2 separate regions of the Homo sapiens genome follow, and region 1 is linked to region 2. The links are chromatin loops, found by intact Hi-C in ENCODE. Cell type or tissue: PC-9. All regions are shown on one strand. Each heading gives the region's core, and the rest is flanking DNA. Links, peaks and the distances in the headings are about the cores only. Region 1 holds the start of SMIM2-AS1 (SMIM2 antisense RNA 1). Region 2 has its middle 36 kb from the start of MIR8079.

The links. A loop is a pair of places that touch in the nucleus more often than their neighbours do. Peaks named below come from ENCODE experiments on the same cell type or tissue, not always from the same donor. Only the 100,000 strongest peaks of a DNase experiment are listed, where the experiment ranks them.
Region 1: a loop joins it to region 2, with 12 times the contacts of the local background. A loop is called at or near these places in 3 of 110 quality-filtered maps.

The regions. Positions count from the first base shown.
Region 1 is chr13:44,106,078-44,111,455 of GRCh38, forward strand. It overlaps LINC00390 (long intergenic non-protein coding RNA 390), which reads right to left. Exons shown (of 4, transcript NR_132368.1): 3 at 1,015-1,140; 4 at 14-380. It overlaps SMIM2-AS1 (SMIM2 antisense RNA 1), which reads left to right and starts at 4,472. Exons shown (of 5, transcript NR_104065.1): 1 at 4,472-4,535. In PC-9, for the core only: no CTCF peak of the experiment used is centred there; DNase peaks (open chromatin) are centred at 1,924 and 2,484; H3K4me3 peaks cover 264 bases; H3K27ac peaks cover 3,735 bases.
Region 2 is chr13:44,229,691-44,235,068 of GRCh38, forward strand. No RefSeq gene overlaps it. Among named protein-coding and RNA genes, the nearest start is that of MIR8079, 36 kb to the left of the region's middle. RefSeq lists an enhancer at 1,897-3,096. In PC-9, for the core only: no CTCF peak of the experiment used is centred there; DNase peaks (open chromatin) are centred at 1,241 and 2,511; H3K27ac peaks cover 2,723 bases.

The sequences.
Region 1 (5,378 bases), core at 118-5,117, 120 kb before region 2:
CATGTCACCTAATTCTCACCATCGAAGTGGATTTGGGGATGGTCTTCATCCTATTTTATACATAAAACTATGAAGCTCAGAGACCTGCAGTAAGTAGTCCAAGACCTTAGTGTAGAGCCAGGATTAAAATCCAGCTATCCCTCCCTCCAAGGACCTATTTGCTTGCCTTGCTGTGGCATTGAATATTATCACACATAAGGCTTATAAAGTGGGGAGAAGACACCTTTATGCAGTGCCTGTGTTTTTTTGGCCTCATTTGCGTCTTATTTTCTAGTCCAAAACATCACAGTCCTCCCACTGCACAGCTGCCTCTACCTGGCCTGTGCCTTCTTGCGAAAAGCTCTTTGGTGTGGCTGGCCAGACTTCAGAACTGCATGTTTCTGTTGAAGAAAAAAAAGTCTGAGTTAGGAATTTAGTCTCACTTAGACTCAGCCCTTTGGCCTGAATGCAGAGAAAGAAGTCCAAGTCCCTGAAGTCCAGAGAAGGAAGAGTTTCTGGAGCTAAGCCAAGGTGACCTTTCAACAAGGAGCACCCTTTATTGAGGCAAAGAACAGAATCTTTGCTCTTTTGCTGAAGGTGCCCCCTCCACTTAGAAAACTGTTTCCCCCACTCTCCCCTTGGCCGACTCCTGCTAGGCATTCATAAGTCCCAAGTCAGGAATTGCCCCTCTAGGACACCCACCCTCCTACCTCCTGTGTTCCCACCACACCCGTGCTTTCCTCTGACATCACACTTGCCCTTTAGGTGACTTCTCTCCTGCTAAACTGTGAGCTACTTAAGGTCAGCATTCGGTTTTACTCTGCTAAGAATCCCTAGTGCTATAAACTTCATAAATGTTGAGTGAATAAATGAACAAAAGTGGCCAATCCAAGCCTTTGTGGGGAGTATTAGAGTAGGGTTTAGATCTGGAGTACAGAGAGGGCCAGACACCTCCTACCTGACTACAGAAACTTCCCCTCTCCTCTGCCACCCCTCAGACTTTGATGCTCTTTCAGTCATTGGTAGCAACGATACCAGAAATGCCTTAGGAGATTCATCTTTGTCTGTGAAGCTGGAGGTGTCAAAGGAGTTCTGCTCTTTGCTTTGGGTTCATGGTTCATTCCGGGAGGCTGAGAGCTGAGGCTCTGCCCTGGTGGGTTCCTAGCAGAGGAGAAGGAAGATGCAGTTTCAGAATCCCACCTGATTATATTTACTTCGGCAGTTATGGCTAAAGGTGCTCTAGGTTGGGGAAACAAGAATCAGAGGATGCTTCCTTCCCATTCGACAGTATATATCAATCAACACGACTTTCTTGAGTTAACCCCAACATCTTCAAGTACGATTTAGAGGCAGCCCAGAGAACCTGGTGCAAGCCCTGAGCTGACACAGTGCAGGATGAGAAGGCAGACACTAGGGAAGGAAGTTCATCTCTCTGCAGATACTGTAGGTAACTGAGTGTGCATGGGGCTACTGCCCTAGCCGGGCCATGACCCGTTCAACTTTCCACCAAATATCTCTCCTCTGCGCCAGCTTCTGAGGATTGGACAGAAGCCAGGTGGTGCTGCAACCATGAAGACCCATTATTTGCTAACTTGGGCTACTCTCCTTTTGGAACCCTCACCTGCAGGTGACCCCCATGCTGCACAGCAGGCTCAGGGTGGTGGTGGAGCCTCCTGTGCACGAAGCTCCTGTGGGGTGCTGCTGCCCTGGGCTCCCTTTTCCTCATCTGTGTGCTCTGTCTGTTTACTCTTTACCTACGGATTCATGAAACACACGTGAAGCAAATTGGCAGCAGGGATTGGTGGCCAGACAGATCCAAGGTTGAAGTCCCTGATCTTGTACTTGCACAAGTTGTCTGTTGTCCCTGGGCCCTATTTTCTTTATCTATCCAATGAAGCTAAAAATCCCTACCTTGCAGGTTGTTGTGATGATGAAAGCTGTTTCTCGACCTTAAGTACACATTAGAATTCCCTGGCGAGCCTTAACATGCCAATGCCCTGGTCCTACCCAATCAGTCTTTGGAGAGTAGACCCAGGCACCAGTATTTTGAAGATTCCTGGGAGATTCCTAAGCGAACCCTAGGTTGTGAACCCTGGGTTACAGACAATGTGTATAACCTGAGTGACATACTGCTTTCAGAATAGACTATCCCATTAATAAATGATACCAATATTACTATAATATTATTGCTGCTCCTAATCTTCCTTCTGCCAAGAAAGGAAGTACGGTTGTGGGCCTAAAATATCCAAACTGTAAATAACAGAGCACATATAAGTGACATCACTAGGCTCCAAGCTGCTCAGTGAGATAATAACAAGAGTGACTTGAAATAGCCAGTCAGCTGTGAGGACCCCAGTTCTTTAAAATACGTGCATGCCATCTCTCACGTCCCTGCCTCATCCAGCCTGGGTCTATGCCAGTAGAAACTTTTCCAGTTAAAGCCCAGTGCCTTTATTTCCAGTACTGATTGTCACCTGGGAGACAGCTGTCAACTTGTGCAACCCAAGTTACCTTTGCTCTGCAGTAAATAGATGAGTCACAGTTGGTCCTAGCAGGTCAAGGAACAAGCAGCCCTGGGCCATCCTGTCTGGTGGCTGAGGCTGCTGAGACAATGCCCTTGGTGCCTATGAAGGAGTCATAAAGTTGGGCTTGACACTCTTTAAAGTTATCTTAGTTTGCTGATTGTTTGGCTAGAGGGACTGGTGTTGAGCCCTTCCTGGCTGTATTAGGGCTTTGCATGATAAGTGTAATTAGGGTGAGAGGAGGCTGAGCAGGCTTCAGTGTCTGAGGTGGCAATGGGTCAGGCAGAGCAGTGCAGGTCATTGACCTCAGTAGAAAACCCCCAAGCTGCACTTTAGATACCAGGTCCCTTCTTTTTCCAAACTAAAAACGTCCTGGGTGTTGGTAGCAGAAGGGCCGACTATAGGTTAATGTTGCTACTTATCCTGATTTGTGGGGCAGGGAGGGCTAGCTTTAGTTTTAAGCCAAATGTTTAAATGTTTCTCAAATCTATCTACCTCTTTACCTCCAAACCACCCAAGTCTGGGCCAGAATCATTAAAAGATGGTGCACTTGTGCCGACTTGACAGCCACAGCCTCCCACCAGGATCCCCACATTCTCTCCTGCCTCACAGAGCAGCCAAGATGATCCAGCCTCACCTCAGGTCAGACCATTTCACTCCCAGTGTGAAACCCTTCCGTGATTCCTTGATACTTTTGGGATCAAGCCTGACCCTTTGATGTGGTCTCCAAGCCTAGGTCAGCCTGACCATCATCCTCTTACCGCCTGACATTGCTGCAGGTGGGTGGAAGGCCTCGGCTCCTCTCAACTCCAAGCTTCTTTTCCTTTTAGGTATTGGAACCACATTCTTCCACCCACCTGGGGCACTTTCTCAAGCAAAACTCTCAGCCGCCTTCAATTTTGAGCTTAAACTTTACTTCTTTTCTTCCTCCCCCTAGAGTTCCTCACACATGAGCCCCTTGAACTCTGAGTTTGGGATCCTAAAACTTCTTAAGCTTTATTGTTACCCCTTACCTAACCAGAATCTAAGTTCCATGAAGGAGGGACCTCATCCATACTCCCCATGCCAGTGAATACATTTCGAGTAAACCCCAAAAGTATTTGCCAATGATAAGGTAAAAGCAGTGGGTTTCACAAAGGACAATACCATTTGCAGAAGAAGCACCACATAGCAATAAAAACCCAAATGGTTATCCAGATTATGTAAGGGCCACAATCATGGGCAAGGTCCCTATCATGTGTAAGAGACAATGTGAGTTATTTTGTCTATATGAAATATGCCTTTTGTTTGGTAGTTGTCATTTTTTCAAAGAACTTTTTGCTAGGCTATCGAAAAGGTGAACGACTCAGGAGAATGGGCATTATAGTTGACGGTTATTTAGCAACTACAGTGTGCCAGGTCCAACAACCTTATGAAGTAGGTGCAATTATTACTGCCATTTGGTGAATAAGGAAACTGAGATGCCTAGGAAATTAAGTAATTTGCCCAGTGCTATACAGCTGATCGGTTGAAATCGTATCTGAAGCCAGGCACTGCCATTCCCAGGCAGGCACCCATTGTACTGTCTCCCTGTGGAACTGCAGATCACCTTCCAATATTGAGGGTCTTCCACATTTGCCGGAAAATACCATGGGCTGAAGATGTGCAACAGGCTTTACCTCCCTCTCTCAAGAGGTGGAGCTGGTTCATGCCTCAGAACATAAAAGGGTGGGGTTTGATTTCTCATCTTTGTGAATTATTTCTGAAGAGTTTATTGTATAATCAGTGACTAAGTAATTGTGGCCACGAGGAGATACAAAGATGTTTCATTATGGATGGTGTAATATTTAACTTCACGGAAAGGACCCGGGGCTCTGTGGCTTCCCATCCGTCTTGTGACCCGGAATCATGGTGATCTAAAAGAGCCCTGTGACTCTGGGAAATTTGTTATCAAAGGATGTTAGCCACAAGTCCTGTTGGCAAATGGACCCCAGGTGGCCTGCAGTGCCAAGCTGTTTCCCTGCCAGCCTCCCAGTCTGGCCCTGACTCTCCAATGTAAGTGAGGGGCACAATGGAAATGTTATTTTAGGCCTTTCCACTTTAATTGCATTTCCTACAAGAGCGTCTGCGGGTTTTTCTTCATTTTGCTGGTGCCTCCCATATGAGTGGAGATCCACTGAGCAAGGTCATTGACCTACTAATTGTTAAAGGCATGTAGAAGCTCGGAGGGCTCGGTTCTCAACAATATCCTAATTATTATGCATTGGTTAGATGTTCTCTTCCCCATACTGTGTTATTGGGTTCATACTGGCTTCTAGTAGTAAAATCACTTGCTCTCTCTCTTAGCATGGTGACAATTCTGTTGTGATTAACTCTTTCCCAACTTCTTGAACCTGAGAAATATATTATTCTATTACAAGGAGTTCAAAAATCGTATATATATTTTTCTCTTTTATAACACACTTCTATGAAGTATCAGACATTTCATTTGCACTTTCTCATCTAACCTTCGCAACATCCTTATGCATACTTATTATTATTGTGTCCACTTTATAGAGGGGAATATTGAACAGAGGATTTGTTTGTTTTGTTTTATTTTGTTTTTAAGTGACTGACCTATCAAATGTCACACAACTAGTAATTAGCAGACTGGGTTATAAACTCAGGCAACTGGCTTCAAGCTTAACTACTTCATGCTTAACTACTGTACTGTGCTATTCTACTTTACTTCCTTGTATTGTTTTTAACTTGAGAGATTTTTATCCATTATAGTTGAATCCATGACTCTTGTTTGCTTGTTTATAAAAAACATATGGTCCTGAGTAATTAGGATGTATTTCCCAGCATCGTTCAGTTTCCATGACACTTACTCTTCCAACCCCAACACACACACAACTG
Region 2 (5,378 bases), core at 271-5,270:
CACTCCCTACCTAACCTCTCATTCTCTTTTTCTCTATCATATTCGGGCTGCCCTCTCATCTTCACTATCAGCCAAGATAATCTGTACTTCTAAAAACTGTCATAATCTGAAAAACAGGTCTCCCTGGAGGGCTTTGTGGCTGGCCAACCGGCTTCGTCCCTGGGGCCCCACTGGGGTGGAGATGCCGTCGGCACACACGCATGGCCGGCAGCAGCCTTGCCTTTGATGTGTCCATCCATCCATCTGCATTGTCTTTTACAGATTAATTTCTCCATTCCTTCAATTAACAATTATTGATTGAGAGCCAAACTAGGTTTGCAAATGGATACAAGCAGAGGAAAATTCACCTTGAAGTTAATGAAGTCTAAGCTCCAGAGCCCATGGTCACATGAGTTTTATGAACTTTGCAAAAGTTCGTAATATTTTAACTGTAATCAGCTAAGGCTGAAATATTTTAACTGTAATCAGCTAAGGCTATCTCTTCCACTGTGACGTCCTCTCCACACACTGGCAAGTCCCTTGCGTAGGGTTGCTTTGGAGTCGCCACTACAGCATTTTTGGAATTCTGCTGAGGCCAAGTTGAGATGGAGATATGTTTAGTTTGGGCTTAGAGGATAAACAGTGTTTACACGGTTCACAGTCACCTCTGTATATAGTTAAGTTATTGCTAACATGGTGGTGTAGGAATTGCTTCTAAAAATACTCCTATAACTCGTGTCAACTTAACCAGCATCACGATTTGGAGGCACATGGACAGAAGTCATATCATGATATAAATGTGTTGCTGTGCAGAATCTGGCCCTGAAAATATGTGGGAAATGGAGGATCAAGGTTCAAGATTTTGGAGGCAGGTACTGGTCTGTGGGAATTTCTCCAGTCATCAAAATTACAAGCAGAGATTTGAATTTTCAGGAACATGTATTCAAAAGGATAATTCTCTCTGTCTCTTCAGGGCACAAAAATATAGTGGCACTAGCGATAGCAGATTGGCCTTATGTCAGTCACATGTTTATGTATTGAATTTAAAATGTAAAAGAATTTCTTTGGATCAGCCATGTTAGACGGGCTGATCAGAGAAGACTGCATTATCTTTCTATCATTTCTTCTTTAAAATTGTCGTCCTATGAAGAGGCCATTAAAGAGTGTGTAGCCAAAACGGTGTGAAGAGAACAATGGAAGCATGTCATACAGAGGTATGTCAGGAAGTTAATAAAAACAGTATGCTATGTTTCCAGATTTTTGTGATGTTTGTGGTATTTGTCAGCATTTTAAAATCTGTAATTTATTTTGGTTTCTTTCCTTATTCTGAATAAATATTTACTTTTCTTAAGCGAGGTCCCCACAGTTGATCAGCCGCATGCCCCAGGAGACCGGGCTGGCTCCTGAATATAGATACAAATGATGTGCTTCTGGTCATTAAAGAGCTTGCAATAAACATTCAACAAGTCCCACATAGAAAAAGCATAGAAAAAAGCAAGAAAAGATTAGAGCGCATTTGACTTCCTATCTTCCAATCCCCCATTCCCTTCATCCCTCCTAAAAAATTCTCCAACAAATTGGACTTTTTGTTTGTTTGTTTGTTTGAGACAGAGTCTCGCTCTGCAGCCCAGGCTGGAGTGCCGTGACAAGATCTTGGCTCACTGCAAGCTCTGCCTCCCTGGTTCATGCCATTCTCCTGCCTCAGCCTCCCAAGTAGCTGGAACTACAGGCGCCCACCACCACGCCCGGCTAATTTTTTATATTTTTAGTAGAGACTGGGTTTCACTGTGTTAGCCAGGATGGTCTCGATCTCTGGATCTCATGAACCGCTCGCCTTGGCCTCCCATAAATTGGACTTTTAACATTTATCCTCAAGAGGAAAATGAATGGGCTAAATTATAATGTCGAAGTATAGGTCAAATTTGGCAACTCTCCTCTTCCCTCTTAGCCATGACCATAATGAAAAAAGCCAGCAAGTGTGACCAGGCTGAGAGACGCTTGACCAAGGTGTCTTCTCGGGGCGCATGCTGACAGGTCGTAAGGGGGCTCCCAGCTGATCTCCCCGGGTCAGTCACTCTGAAGGCTGACAACAAGTTGGAAGCTGGAAGACACTGAATGCAGTTGCGGCATGGCGCACGTGGATCTCTCTAGAAGCCGAGTGTCCAGGACCTTTCTTCCTTCCCTGCTCAGACCACAGTAATTTTTCTCCTGGTTTCCAATCACTCTGTGAGCCTTCAACTTGGGAAACTCGAACTGCACATTGAGGGCCACACTGCCTACCCCACCCTTTAAGCTGCCACCGAGTTGTTTGCATACCATCGAATGTAGCCAGCTCGCCAACTGACCGCCGACTGTGGCTACCACCCTGGGAAACAAAATGAAGCATGTCATAGTTTTCCGATGAAAGACAATCAAAGATGCAAAAGGATCACAATTGCAACAGTGTGAGAAGCAGCCAGCAAATAACCATTCACTATGGAGTGGGTGACCTTTTCATTGAAAGCAACAGCTATGACTAAACAGCCTCTTACAAGAGGGTGTTGCAACTGAAATTCTCTAGGCCTGACTCATGGCTTTTCAACCTTGGTCCAGGCTCCTCTCCACCTGGTGGGAGAGCAGGTTGTCTCTCACAACAAACTCTGGGAAAGCCCCGCCCCAGGCCTGCCTCAGAACACAGGAACATGCTGCCAGTGTTTTCCTTTATCATTTAAAGTTTGTTTGTGTGCTGGGCAAGGAGACGCTTGCAAGCAGGTTCTTGAACTGGGTGTAATGAAAGCTGTAGGGATCGCATGGCGCCCTAGACCCACTGCCAAGGCCAAGGGGAGGGACAAAGGCTTAATGGAAGAAAGTGGCTGCAGCTGCTCTCCAAAGCTGTCATTACTTTCTTGCTGGAAACTTTGAAATATTATTTGTTTCCTGTTTCAAACTTCTGGAGATATACCATCCCAGTACCATGATTAAGGGCAATAGTGTCACAGGGAGGTGGGCTGGCCTCTGCGTTTTTCATGTGGGCTTTTCCATCTTTAATACTATATTGCTTTATAAATGTCTTTTTGTCTGTAGATATCTTCTGATCCCTGCCCCCGCCACTCCCAACTCCTGGCTTCTGATGTGAAATGAGAGACTTAAAGTTGATCAAGTTCATGCCGATGTTTAATTCAGACTCAATGTTTTTCTGAAGTCTAAAATCCTTTGAATCCGATGGGAGAGAAGAAGGAAGTGAAACTGGATAGTGTAAATAATTTGTAGTTAGAGCTGAGATTTATGAGGGGAATTGCCGCACAGAGCTTGGTGTTGAATGTCTCTTTGGGCCCTGGGAGACAAATTCTCCACTTGACTGCACGTAGGTCTCCCACCCTTCTGCTGGCACCAGGAGGCGGAGGGGTCTCTACCCTTCCAGGGTGTGGGAACATGTATGAGGGCCCCAAGAGCCTGGACCCTGGAGAGCTAGAGGAGGATGGGGTGTTGCTGTATAAAGTAATTGGCATGTGGCTCTTCACGATGAAAAAAAGAGATTTTGTGGCAGGAAGAAAGCAAAAGAGGAGGGAGGAGAGAAGGAACCATAGATTCTGAGAAACACACCAGGATGACTAGGCCTGGAGGAGTCCAGGGTGGGCCTCAGACCCTCACTTCTTGTCTGGCACCTCCCATTGCCAAAAATGCAGACTTCAGAGTAGGACCATTTTTGGAGCCATGTATAAGAAACAGATTTCTATATAGGTCAGGCCTTGCTAAAATTCATTTTGAGAAGTTCAGAGATGGAATGGAGCAAGACAAAATTGAAATTCTAGCATCCTTTTCCTCATACAATTCACCCCTTGTTTTATGAAGATGTGGGACAAACTGAATGAATGTAACTTGCTTAAAAGAGCACCTGACACACATGGATGCTATGGAAGCACCATTCGATTCCATGCTTTAACTATAAATGATTATTGTTATTATTACTATTATTGTATCTTGACTCTGCTTTCAAAGAGCTGATTTGAACATAACAAGTAGGTAAGGAAATTGCAACCCATCTTCTTGCTTTTCACAGTTATTGCACATAAATAGCCAAAACAATAAGCTAAATGAGACTGTGTTGCTGAGATTAGACCTTTCAGGGAAGTAGGAGGCCCACTGAAAACAAGGACAAACCTTGTTGGGTGCTTGCGGGTGAGAGTTGCTGTTTGCCTAGACTCCCTGCCACACACACTGTAGGGGTCTGAACCCCAGATCTGAACTCTGCACCCATGAATTATCTAGCTGTAGAAATTACTGAGGACCTCTGAGCCACCATTTCCCCTTTTACAAATGGATATGATTAAACCACCACCTCCCAGGAAAGAGGAGAAGACTGAGTGACCAGCTAACTCCCACCTCTCACAGGATCGTATGAGGTTCTAGCAACCCGAGTTTATAATGGAACAAAAAAGAATAGGAAAGGCAAAATACACACCAAGGAATGACATACAACCAATTTACTCACAGTTAACTTCAGCATAAATGTATACACATAATCAGTTACAATTAATATCCACATCGAACTAGGGAGTACATGATTCTGGTGTTCTTTCCAATTCCTTCTCAGTGAGGGATCTCAGGAGAGCTTGGTCTATGTGTGCCTAATCCTACAGGAACACCTCTGCCCTGGCCCTTTTAAAACCCTCTTTCTTCTACATTCATCACGTGGTTCTCTGTGGCCTCTGGTCCTCCCTATATCCCCCACTAGTATCTGGCTCATGATGGGCCACTTGGGACCATCTAGGACCAGTTTTCTATTGCAGCCAATTCTTAATGCTTGAAGTTCAGAGTTTAAGAATCATCACCATTTTCTCTCACCATTGCTGGCCCCAAATCCGTTTTCTCTCAGTACAATGAGAATAGTCTCATAGGGTTGTTAAAAAATAATATTTAATCCAGTTAGCACAATGCCTGCCACCTATATAGTAAGCATTTTTTATGTCAGCGATCATCATCCTCCTCTTCCTTATTCAGCTACTTGTTAAGGTGGTTCCCAAAGATGCCCTTCAAAACAACCTCCAGCAATTTCTCTTCACATTAAGAGAAGATGGTTTTATGAATCACCCTGAATTTGGCAGGAAAAAGACAACTTTCAAGTGGAGAGTTACAAACAAAGCAAAAAATCAATTCCCTGATGATGCAAAAGTCATCTACTTTTTGTCTACTTTTTCAGTCCCACTTTAAACCCATCCAAGTGTAGTTTTGTTGTTTGATTACTTAATGCCACACAAGCAGGTGCTTCTGAGGAGTTAATTTACCTTCAAAGGGCCAGCCTAGCATCTTTATCCTAAATTTGTAAGGGAACGAACATAATCTCATTTTAACACATTAACATTCTGCTCATCAGAGCTACTTAAATGCTAAGTTTAGGGAGCACATGGTGGCCCAGATTC